Linked DNA regions of Homo sapiens: region 1 is linked to region 2. Evidence: chromatin contacts called from ENCODE Hi-C or POLR2A ChIA-PET data. All regions are on one chromosome and are shown on one strand. Each heading gives the region's core, a stretch centred on a gene start or an enhancer-like site at or near the end of the contact. The rest is flanking DNA. Distances are from core to core; before and after follow the strand shown.

Region 1 (5,064 bases), core at 559-3,058, 110 kb before region 2:
CTGCTTTTGTGCTACATGAGACTCCAACATCATTCTCCTTATTGGAAGGGACTCTCCAGGAGCTTCCTTTTGTCCTTAGAAAGATGTCAAACTCCTTGGCTTGTCAGCCCCTCTGAAGAGTGGCCCCTCTCTTACCTGTGACCTTCTTTGGCCCACCCTGCTCCCCCTGGGCTCAGCACTCCAGTTGCTCAGGTCTTCTCTCTGATCCCAGAGGCTGCCAGGCTCATCTTGTGTTTTCATCTTTAGAATGTTCTTCCTCAGATCTTCACAAAGCTAGATCTTCCTTATCATTCCAATCTCAGCTTAAATACTACTACTTAGCAAGACCGTTCTTAAAATCTCTTATGATGTGGCCCCTCTTCTTATCCTTTATGGTGCTACCTGTGGGTTTTTATTTTCTACATTGAATTCTTACTCTTATCTGATTTCCTGTTAGTTTACTTCTACATTTTCTGTTAGACCATAAGCAGGGCTGTGCATTGCCCAACTCCAGGCAGACCCCTCACATTGTTGTCTATGTGGATGTTGTTCCTGGAGTGAGACAGGGTAAACCTGCCAGCCTCACACAGTGAGCTTGGTAACAGAAGCTCCTGGTAAATGCTGTTATTCCTAGTACCTAAAACAGTGCCTGACACACAGCAGGTGCTCCAAATATATTGCTAGAAAATGAACTCTTAAATTTAATGGTTTCTAGAGGCCTAGGGGAGCTAGAGAATGTATTTTAGCTGTAATCTTTTCCATTTCTATTGCTCTGGTGTGTTCCTCCAAAGAAAACCTATATTTAAAATAGTAAATATGACTAAATTTCTGATATAAATTACAAAGAAAGGAATCAATCATTTACCTGAATTGCTTAAGAAATTGCTTAAGGCTAATATGCTCATGTTACTGATAGTTTAATTTTAATGATTATAGGAAGAATTTTTTAAAAATCTTTTTCATTAACATTTGTATTTGTATATTAATCATAAATAACTAATGTGCTACCAGTATGGGATATTACCCATCTCTATAAATCTTTTGGGATAAGACCACTTTGCTAGGTAGATTAGATTTCACAATAATTTATATGAGTCTTTGAACTGAAAAATATTCCTCATTCTCAAACATTAAATATGCTGATGAGAAGTCATAACACATTTTATTTAAAAGGAAATATAACATTTTCTTCCAAAAATTCAAGCAAACGCAATCATATAGATAAATGAAGAAAATCTGAATTTGTGAACTAAAAATTAAGATGACCAGGATTATAAAATTTAAAATAGATTCTCCATCATATATCATACATTTATTCAGTTTTAGTATAAAGATCCTGCATAGGAAGTATTTAAACACTGCAGGGTTAGGTTTTCCTCACTGTGACTCATCTTTGGACTCAAGGATGAATGTACACGAGAGCTTTGGTCAGATTAGGTGAACGTGGTCTATTTGATTAGTAATTGATCCTGCGTGCATGTCACATTCCCTGGAATTGATAACAACCACAAAAAAGCCAACCCCTTTGCCTTCAAACCCACCTATGAAATAAAAATGCTGCAGCTAGTGTGTTTTTTAAAAATAGACATTTTATTACACTGCAGCGTTTCCTCCTTTTTCTCTGTGGTATCATTTGAAGTCTGTTTTTTAAAACAGAAGTTGAACAAATGAATCCTTCTGTCCTCACTTTCAGTTGTCAGCAGTGCTTCAGTGTGAGATGAAATAAATTGCCAAGCCCTTTCATCTTCTATAATCAGCTCTGCACAGCTGAGTACACCCACAGCCCTGCATGCCGCCTCTGCCAGCGCTGATTCTATGTGGAACAGGAAGTCTTTGTTAGTGCCACATTTCCAACGCTCTACACAGGAGTGGGTTTATTTTGCTTCCCTCCTTCCTTTCTTGCTCCCTTGCCTCTTCCACCTCCTTTCTCCCTGCCTGCACAGCTGACGTGCAGTTCATTTCCTGTAGGAAAGAAGTTTGGGGGGATTGACATTATTTTTTTTAAAAAGATATGTCTGAGGTAGGTTTTTTCCATCCTGCAACACAATCATGCGTATCATTCCTTTAGTCATGTACAAATTGATGAGCATTACAAATGGGAAGTTATTTGGAGAAGTCCTAAACAATGCCTTTACTAGGTCAAGATGTTATTTTATTTTGTTTTGCTTTATTTTATTTTACTTATTTTATTTTATTTTTTAGAGACAGAGTCTCACTCTGTCACCCAGGCTGGAGTGCAGCGGTGCGATCTTGGCTCAGTCTCCCAAGTAGCTGGGATTACAGGCTCATGCCACCACTCGTGGCTAATTTTTGTATTTTTACAAAATTTCACCATGTTGGCCAGGCTAGTCTCCATTTCCTGGCCTCATGTGATCCGCTCGCCTTGGCCTCCCAAAATGCTGGGATTACAGGTGTGAGCCACCATGCCTGGCCCAAATGCTTTATTTTTAAAAGCAGAGAAGCAGCACATTTATAACACCAAGGATATCCACAGAGATTTACTTATCACATTCCAGGTTTTATATTTCTAGCACCCAAACTACGTGGACTTCTATTAGGGAACAAAGCAGGGCATAACAGGTTGGTGTAGGGGCTACAAACAAATATCTGCTAGTTATTGCTAGTTTTCATTGTTCTTGTTTTCTGCCATGAACCCGAGTTCCTTTCAAGATCGTCCTTCCTTTAGTCCATGTACTTCTGGTGGGGCTACCAGTCCCTGATTTCTCCTTTTCTGCATCTTCTTCCTCCTTATCCCCACTACCATCATTCTGCTCTTCATCATAGTTGTCAGCACGGTGGTTATTAGGTGTCAGGTGCTAGTCTTAATGCCTTACATGTATAAACTCAGTTTAATCCGTTTGGCACAGTTTGGCTAAATGATTTGCCTAATGTCACGCAGCTAGTTAAGTGGTGAAAGTGAGATCCAAACCTGGGTATTGTGTCTCCAGACTTCTGTTCTTATCTAGTTCACAATAGTGCTGCTCTAAGGGTGGGCAGATGACTTACTTGTACCCTACCTGCCTGGAAACAAAGATTAGTCCAAGGCTGGGCACATGGTCCAAGAGAAGGGAGATGGTATGGGTAGAAGTTGCACATTTTGTCTTTCTGCAGGCGTTACAAAGCTAGCAGGATGGGACTCTGGGGCTGTTAGGGGACATCATACCCGTCGTGTGCAGAGATGGAGCCTTGATACTTACTGAGTTCTGTCTGGTCCAGCTGCTCCTGAATGCAGTTTATCCAGAATTTTTTTTTTTTTTTGTAATGTGAGCCAGTAAGTTCTCTTTGTTTGCTCAAGCCAGCTACCTTGGAATGTCTACCACTGTTAGAAGAAGGGTTATCGAGTGACAGAGGAAAAAAGCAAAATGTCAACAATTCCCAAAGAATGCCAGATGTCCCCCATCTACCTGTGCCTACCGTAGCCCACCACTCCCCTCCCCCAGGGCCCTATCCAAATGCAATTAGCCCTGTAAAAATGATAGTGTCTACTCAGTTAAGCCACTGGCTTTTTATACATAAAAAACAAACCCATTTTAAGATGAGAGGATATGCTGGCTTGGAAGTGTGTATTGATCTTTTAAGGCTGAATTTATAAACTCAAATTCTGTCTCAAGTGGGAAAGGACTAGAAATGAATTATTGTTTTCCAGCCACTTTCTGGTGAGAAGGATCGGTAACACTTGGAAACCAATTATAACAGTAACAGACCAGAAAAGTAATTCCTGGGGAATGTCTTTCTCTGGGGTGCTGCTGAACACCAACAGAAGGAAAGTTATTTCTTCTTAAGATTCAAATTAGCTCTTTCCTCAAGACTAAGTTCTTTAGGAACTTGTGATATAAGGAAAGTATATAAGTTGGAAGTACAAAGTCATCATTTCCTCTTAGAGTGGTCCTGTAGTGTGCTCCCAGGTGGTTTTATGAAGACCAAGTTGATGGCCATTTGCCTGAGGTTTGCAGAATTGCCTTGTTTTATGGAAGGAGATTGTGTTGTATTTATCCTGTAAGCCTAGCACCAAACACAGTGCCTTTCACATTACAACAGCTGACATTTATCAAGCACTCTTACATCAAAACTTTTTAAAGAAGCTCATGCACTTTTTTTTAAACTTACTTTGTCTGATGATATGGGTACTGTAACGACCAGCATCCCTATTTTACAGATAAGGAAACTGAGGCACAGAGTTGTTAAGTAACTTTGGCAATCAACCAGGTACCAAGTGGGTGAAGCAAGGGTCTGAGCAGGCAGTTAGGTCCTGAGGCCATATTGTTAACCATTGTGCTATACTGACTTCTCTTGTAGAAGGTGCCTAATGCATATTTCTTGACTGGAACTGAAACTGTTGAATTTCCCATGTGGCCCAGCTAGCAAGAAAACAGGCTTTTTATGTTGTAAAAAAATAAATAGCTACTCCGAGTTAAAAGAGCCAGCCACAATCAAAATTCCTTCATTTTCCTGAGGCTTTGATTACCCCAAGATAATTCTAGTCTGTAGAATCACTTTGCTGTCATCAGCATACATAATTAAATATTTAGTAGGAAAATTAATATATTTAAATTTGTTTAAAATTAAGCTGACCACTAATAGCTCTGCTTATCAGTAGAAACTTTATATTTTTATAGGACAACTTAAGAACATTTTAATGGCCAATAAAATTGCTCCCTAGATCCTAGCAGTTTTCAGATTCCAAAATTGTAGCTGAAGATACTGTTAGTCATTCCTAAATTACTAACTGCTCATTACTGACTTCTAAATTGTCTCGTTTATCTTTACATTTGAGAAAAATAAAAAAATATGACTTCCCTAGAGGTAGATTACATACAAGGTAGATATACTTTATAAACTTATGTATACATTTAAGACATAGGTTGCTATAGAATAAAAACACACTGCACTATCTTTGTATAAATACATCTGAATATAACTAAGTCTATGTATTATCTAATTTGGGGAGAAGGGATCAAAAGATCATACCATTATAAAGTTGATTACAATAATGGTATGATTCAATTGTTTCCATAAATAAATGGATTTTTTTACCAAGTTTAAAAAATACTTACATTAATTTCTATTTTATTTACTTTCTGTGCA
Region 2 (4,725 bases), core at 66-2,565:
TGTAGTGAGTTGAACAATGTTCCCCCCCAAATCTGTGTCAAACCAGAATCTCAGAATGTTATTTGGAAATAAGATCTTTGCAGATGTAGTTATTTAAAAATCTCAAGACGAAATTATCCCAGATATAAGGTGGGCACAAAGTTCAATGACAGGTATCCTTATAAAAGAGGAAAGGACACAGAGACCCAAGAAGAAGGCCATGTGGAAAGAGGGGCAGAGTTTGCAGTTATGTTGCCACAAGCCAAAGAACACCAGGAGCCACCACAAATTGGGAGAGGTAAGGAAGAATTCTCCCCTAAAGTCTTTGGAGGGAGCATAGTCCTGCTGACGTCTTGATTTCAGACTTCTGGCTCCCAGTGTTATGAGAAAATAATTTCTCGTTTTTAGACACCAAATTTTTTTATTATTTGTTATGGCATCCATATGAAATGAATACACCAGTGAAGCTATAAAGTATGAGAAAGTGGGGAGAAAGCTGAAAACTCTAAGAAATGACTTTGCTGGAGAAGGGGAAGTTCATGTCAAAGTTCATTAGCATTGAGATAAAAAAGATCAGTGCTATTCCCCATACACTGTACATTCTCCCTTGTGCCTTTATCCTAATTAATCAGATGCTGACCAGGCTTTGTATATTATCTGATGGCCATTCTCAGGAAAAGCAAGGATTTGCTGAGCTTTTGCACTTTTCTGAGATGGGGAAGGCACTGAGAAAAAGGGCGCATGACGATTTTACTACAGAAATTCTGCAGTGTGATTTGGCATCATGACAATTTGGCCATCTGCTTTGTGGAGGGAGTCCAGCACCATCAACGAGACAGTGTAATTTCTGTCACTTCTTAGAGAAGCATCCTTGTAACACAACAGTCCTTTGGTGGGTTCATTGTGTGGCAGTGTAAATTTTCATGACTAGGGTCCTCGTCCATCCTGGTTTGCCTCAGACAGCCCCAATTTATGCCTGTTGTCCTGGCTGAATTAATTACAGCCCTCCCTTTTTCACTTTGAAAAGTGTCCCTGTTTGGATGATAAATTATATAGCCACCTTAGCTATGACACAATCTCTCATTAAAAAAAAAAAAAAAAAGCTGTAAAGCTTTGCAAATTGATTTACTTTCATTTTCTTGCCAACCCCACAAGATTACTTACAATGTTTTGGAAATAGTAATTACATTTTTTTTTAAAGAGAGTTTTGCCTGGGAGTTAGAAAAGGGAAGTTCAAAAAGGGAAGTCTATGCTGTCTGTTTCCTAAAGACTGTTTCGCTCCTCCACAGCAGGTGCCCCCACCAGTGCCTCCCTACCCGCTCCCAGCTTTGGTGGCAGAGCAATGCCTCTATCCAGTGAAAGGAATTTGGCTGCTTCAGCAAGGTGACAACTGCACACATCCATATCTGCAAGGCAGGTGTAAGCTGGCATTTTGCCCAAGTCTAGCCAGACAGCTTCATAAATCCTGCCCTTACCACAGCCCGAATTACTTTTCATGACACAAAGCCAAGCTGTGTTATTCACCTAATGCCCCGATTTACAGTTCCCAAGACAAAAGAACATACAGATAGAGTTTCAGGGCTCTGTTTGCCTTCACGTTTATCTAAAGGTCAGTTTCAGGTCACGCTCAAGAAACCTGACAAATGGTGGTGAATAAACCTAAAAATAAATTAAATGCAAGTGGGAAACTTAAGCATTCCTTATTCTTGTGCCAAAAGAAAACTCAACCCAATTGACATTCTTTTAATATCTGAGATAAACAGCTGTTCTCTTATTCATGGCATCGTAGGGAATTATCATGCTCCCTTCAGCTCCTGCGCACATGTACATGTGTGTGCTTCCACATAAGGTACCCACATGTACACACATACACACGTCTCGGCGCAGTTCCCGTTTAGGTATTTGTTCTTGTGTCTTTAAGGACCTGAGTTCATGGAAGACTTGAGGGTCCTCAGAGTGAGAACTGCTCTTATCTGGAACAGTGCTGTGGTTGCCCAGGAGTACCACTCATGTCCTGCCAGGCTCAGGGGCACTAGGACGTCAAGCAGAAATCTCATCACTCTATGAACGAGAAAATCAGACCAACAAATGCCGGTCCTTGGAGAGAGATAATTGCTCATATGCCAGATTCATGAAGGTGAGAGTTGAGCAGTTAACCTGAAGAATGCTTCATGCAAATAGGCTTAGAACTGCGGAACAAGAAAGTGCTGGAGCCCCACCAACTGAAAATACCTCTGCAGAAACCTCAAGACCTCAACAGTCCATTGCCGAGTTGTTGGCCATGACAGGGCTTCTAGAGCAGCACTTAATTTACCCTTGGTAATTCTAAGGAAAATGATAGACAACAACAAAAAACCCACCTTCTGCCCTTCAGAAAACTGCAATAGACTTTGAGATCTACCCCACTATGCTGTGTTTTTCTATATGTAAACCTTCTCTATGATGTAGATTTTCCTTCCTCCCACTCCATCCCCAAACCCCCAGCCTCGCTTTTCTATTCACAAGATTGGGACAGAAATTTCACTAAGAGAAGTAAGACACTGCTGGAGAAGAAACACACTGAGCCCATCACATTTCACAGTGGGTTTGTAAATTCCAGCTGCCTCTGTTAGGGTTACAGAACAAGCCCAGAGTTGTTTCTAAAGACATAGTCAAGTAAAACTCATCACTGTCAAGCTTCTGAATGCAAGGAAGAAGTGTGGCAGATGAATGTGTTTCTGTGACTGGTTTGAAAACCTGCCATATGGTTTGTGGACAGTAGCATTTGGACAACTGAGGTATAAAGGAGTCTTATGGCACCATCAGCAGCCACATTTGCTCACTCTCACCCTCTCAGCTCTCACTTGTCCCACACGTACAGATGGGGCCCTACTGCAAGACTTTTTGGCTTTCCTCCTAACAGCTTCCATTGACTTACAAAGAGTGCAGGCTGGAAGCACTGGGATTTCATTCCCCCAGAGAGCAGCCAATGGCACATGGGAGTTGGTGGATATATACCCCAGTGGTGAGAACTCTGAGATATGTTTTACACTGGCTCTCAACAGTCCCCAGTGGGGTTATGCCCCCATTGCCCACCATGATAACTGGCTCAGTAGGGCACCGTTTAGCGGCTTCTTTACCTTCCCTCTCTCATTTCCTCATCCCACTACTGGTGCTACTTGGATCCCCTCACAAATAAAGCACTTGTATTAAAATCCTTATCTGGAGTCAGATCCTGGGGGATCCCAGCCTAAGAAAGCACACTATGAGGATATCTGTGAAAAGGCAGGTGGAACTACATAGATTATGTGACTTGTGTCTGAAGAGTGAGCCCCATAGGGCATTTGGAAATGGCACAGAGGATGTGCCCTGGAGTATCCACATGTATTGATGGAGGTTATAGAATGTGAACTTCCAGATGCAAATGTACTAGTAAAAAGTGCATTATTTGTGTGCATGTGCAAGCCAGGGAGTGGGGATTGTGGGGAGAGACTAGGAGGTAAGGATGTCTCATCTTCCATTATTATTAGAATTATGACTGAGAAGACAAAGCATCACTTTGAGATTTGTCTGTGTGTTTGAAAAGGCGGATGAATGTTATTAATGTATTCCAGGAAGTACTGAACACCAACTTGAAGCTTTTATCCGCTTTTCTTTGCTCTAATTTCTAAAGCAAAAATGTCTTTCCTCCAAATACTCTATTAAAAGAACGTATGAAATTAATGAAACACATCATTACTTTTACAATGGCCAAATTGTAGATTTGTCACAGTACAGAGATGGAAACTCATTAAGCTATTGTGTTTCTGCTTCACATTTTATAGTGCATTAGAAGAAAAAGAATTTTCCAAACCTACCAAACCTTCTTCTTTTCTATTGTCTTTCCAAAACTTCTTTTATAGTTTGAGCTGCAAATCATCTGACTTATCTCTCTATGCCTATAGTATCAGTAGAACAGAAATTAAGAATAGCTGTGGCTGAAAATGAGAATCTCAATTTGGGGTTGTAAATTTCATGCTTTATTTGAGAACTAGGATAGAGTTGACAAGTCTTTCCATCCTTTGAAAGAAGATGAGTAGAGCAGCATTCTTCTTTTATCATCCTGTCAAACCCCTTCCCTCATATCTTTCAGGGAAACTGTGAATTATTTATCCCACTGGGTTTGGGCATTTTAGCAAACATCAGCACTGTTGCAGTGTGAAGCCAAGCTGATCGTTCAGTTACCCTCCACATTATATTGAACAATGCTACATCCTTTGGCTAGATGCTATGTATACAGGAAAGAATGATATGAGAAATGGAGCGTGCATCAAAGTAGAATCCATCAGTTCTCCTTCTAGACTCTACTCCTGCACTTAATTAACTACAATTACATTCTTTGTAAGAATAAGAAAATCCTCTCATGCTTATCCAAATGAACACTTCTTAGTTTCTTTTTTTTTTTTCAGAGTGAGTTTGCATTCTAAAAATTACTGCACTGGGACAATTTGAAAAGAATTATTTTTAAACATTCACAAACTTTTTTTCACCTTGAAAAAAATAAAGCATACAAAATTTCTCATGAGGCACTTTACAGAAAAAGCATCTTTCTGACCTTGATCATGAAGTTATGTGCTTCTTGTCGTATTCTGGAAAGTTGTCTAGGAAATGACCTATTGAGGGAGAAATACATTTCCTTTGACTCTTTTCCACATTCTCTTGGGTGACTTTCAGTTACTCTTTGTCTCAGTCAGGGTTCTCTAGAGAAACAGAACCTATTATATACAT

The links. Hi-C counts contacts between places; a loop is a spot of excess contacts on that map. ChIA-PET counts read pairs that join two places held with the same protein, here RNA polymerase II (POLR2A). Pooled maps may share reads with other maps.
Region 1: a loop to region 2 is called in a pooled map, with 2.1 times the contacts of the local background. The contact joins two enhancer-like sites. A Hi-C loop is called at or near these places in 1 of 168 maps with a recorded cell type or tissue (B cell), 1 of 37 single-sample maps with no recorded cell type and 3 of 50 pooled maps. POLR2A ChIA-PET finds 5 or more read pairs at or near these places in 4 of 52 experiments (CD4-positive, alpha-beta T cell, OCI-LY7, Panc1 and 1 more).

Annotation. Positions count from the first base shown.
Region 1 is chr5:124,159,680-124,164,743 of GRCh38, reverse strand. All of the region lies in intron 4 of LINC01170 (long intergenic non-protein coding RNA 1170), which reads left to right. Among named protein-coding and RNA genes, the nearest start is that of LINC01170, 280 kb to the left of the region's middle. Within about 2 kb of position 1,808, at least 5 of the 41 ENCODE cell types and tissues checked have a DNase peak (open chromatin) inside an H3K27ac peak, as active enhancers do; they include B cell and OCI-LY7, where a contact is called at or near this core.
Region 2 is chr5:124,053,986-124,058,710 of GRCh38, reverse strand. No RefSeq gene overlaps it. Among named protein-coding and RNA genes, the nearest start is that of LINC01170, 380 kb to the left of the region's middle. RefSeq lists an enhancer at 1,810-1,999. Within about 2 kb of position 1,315, at least 10 of the 41 ENCODE cell types and tissues checked have a DNase peak (open chromatin) inside an H3K27ac peak, as active enhancers do; they include B cell and OCI-LY7, where a contact is called at or near this core.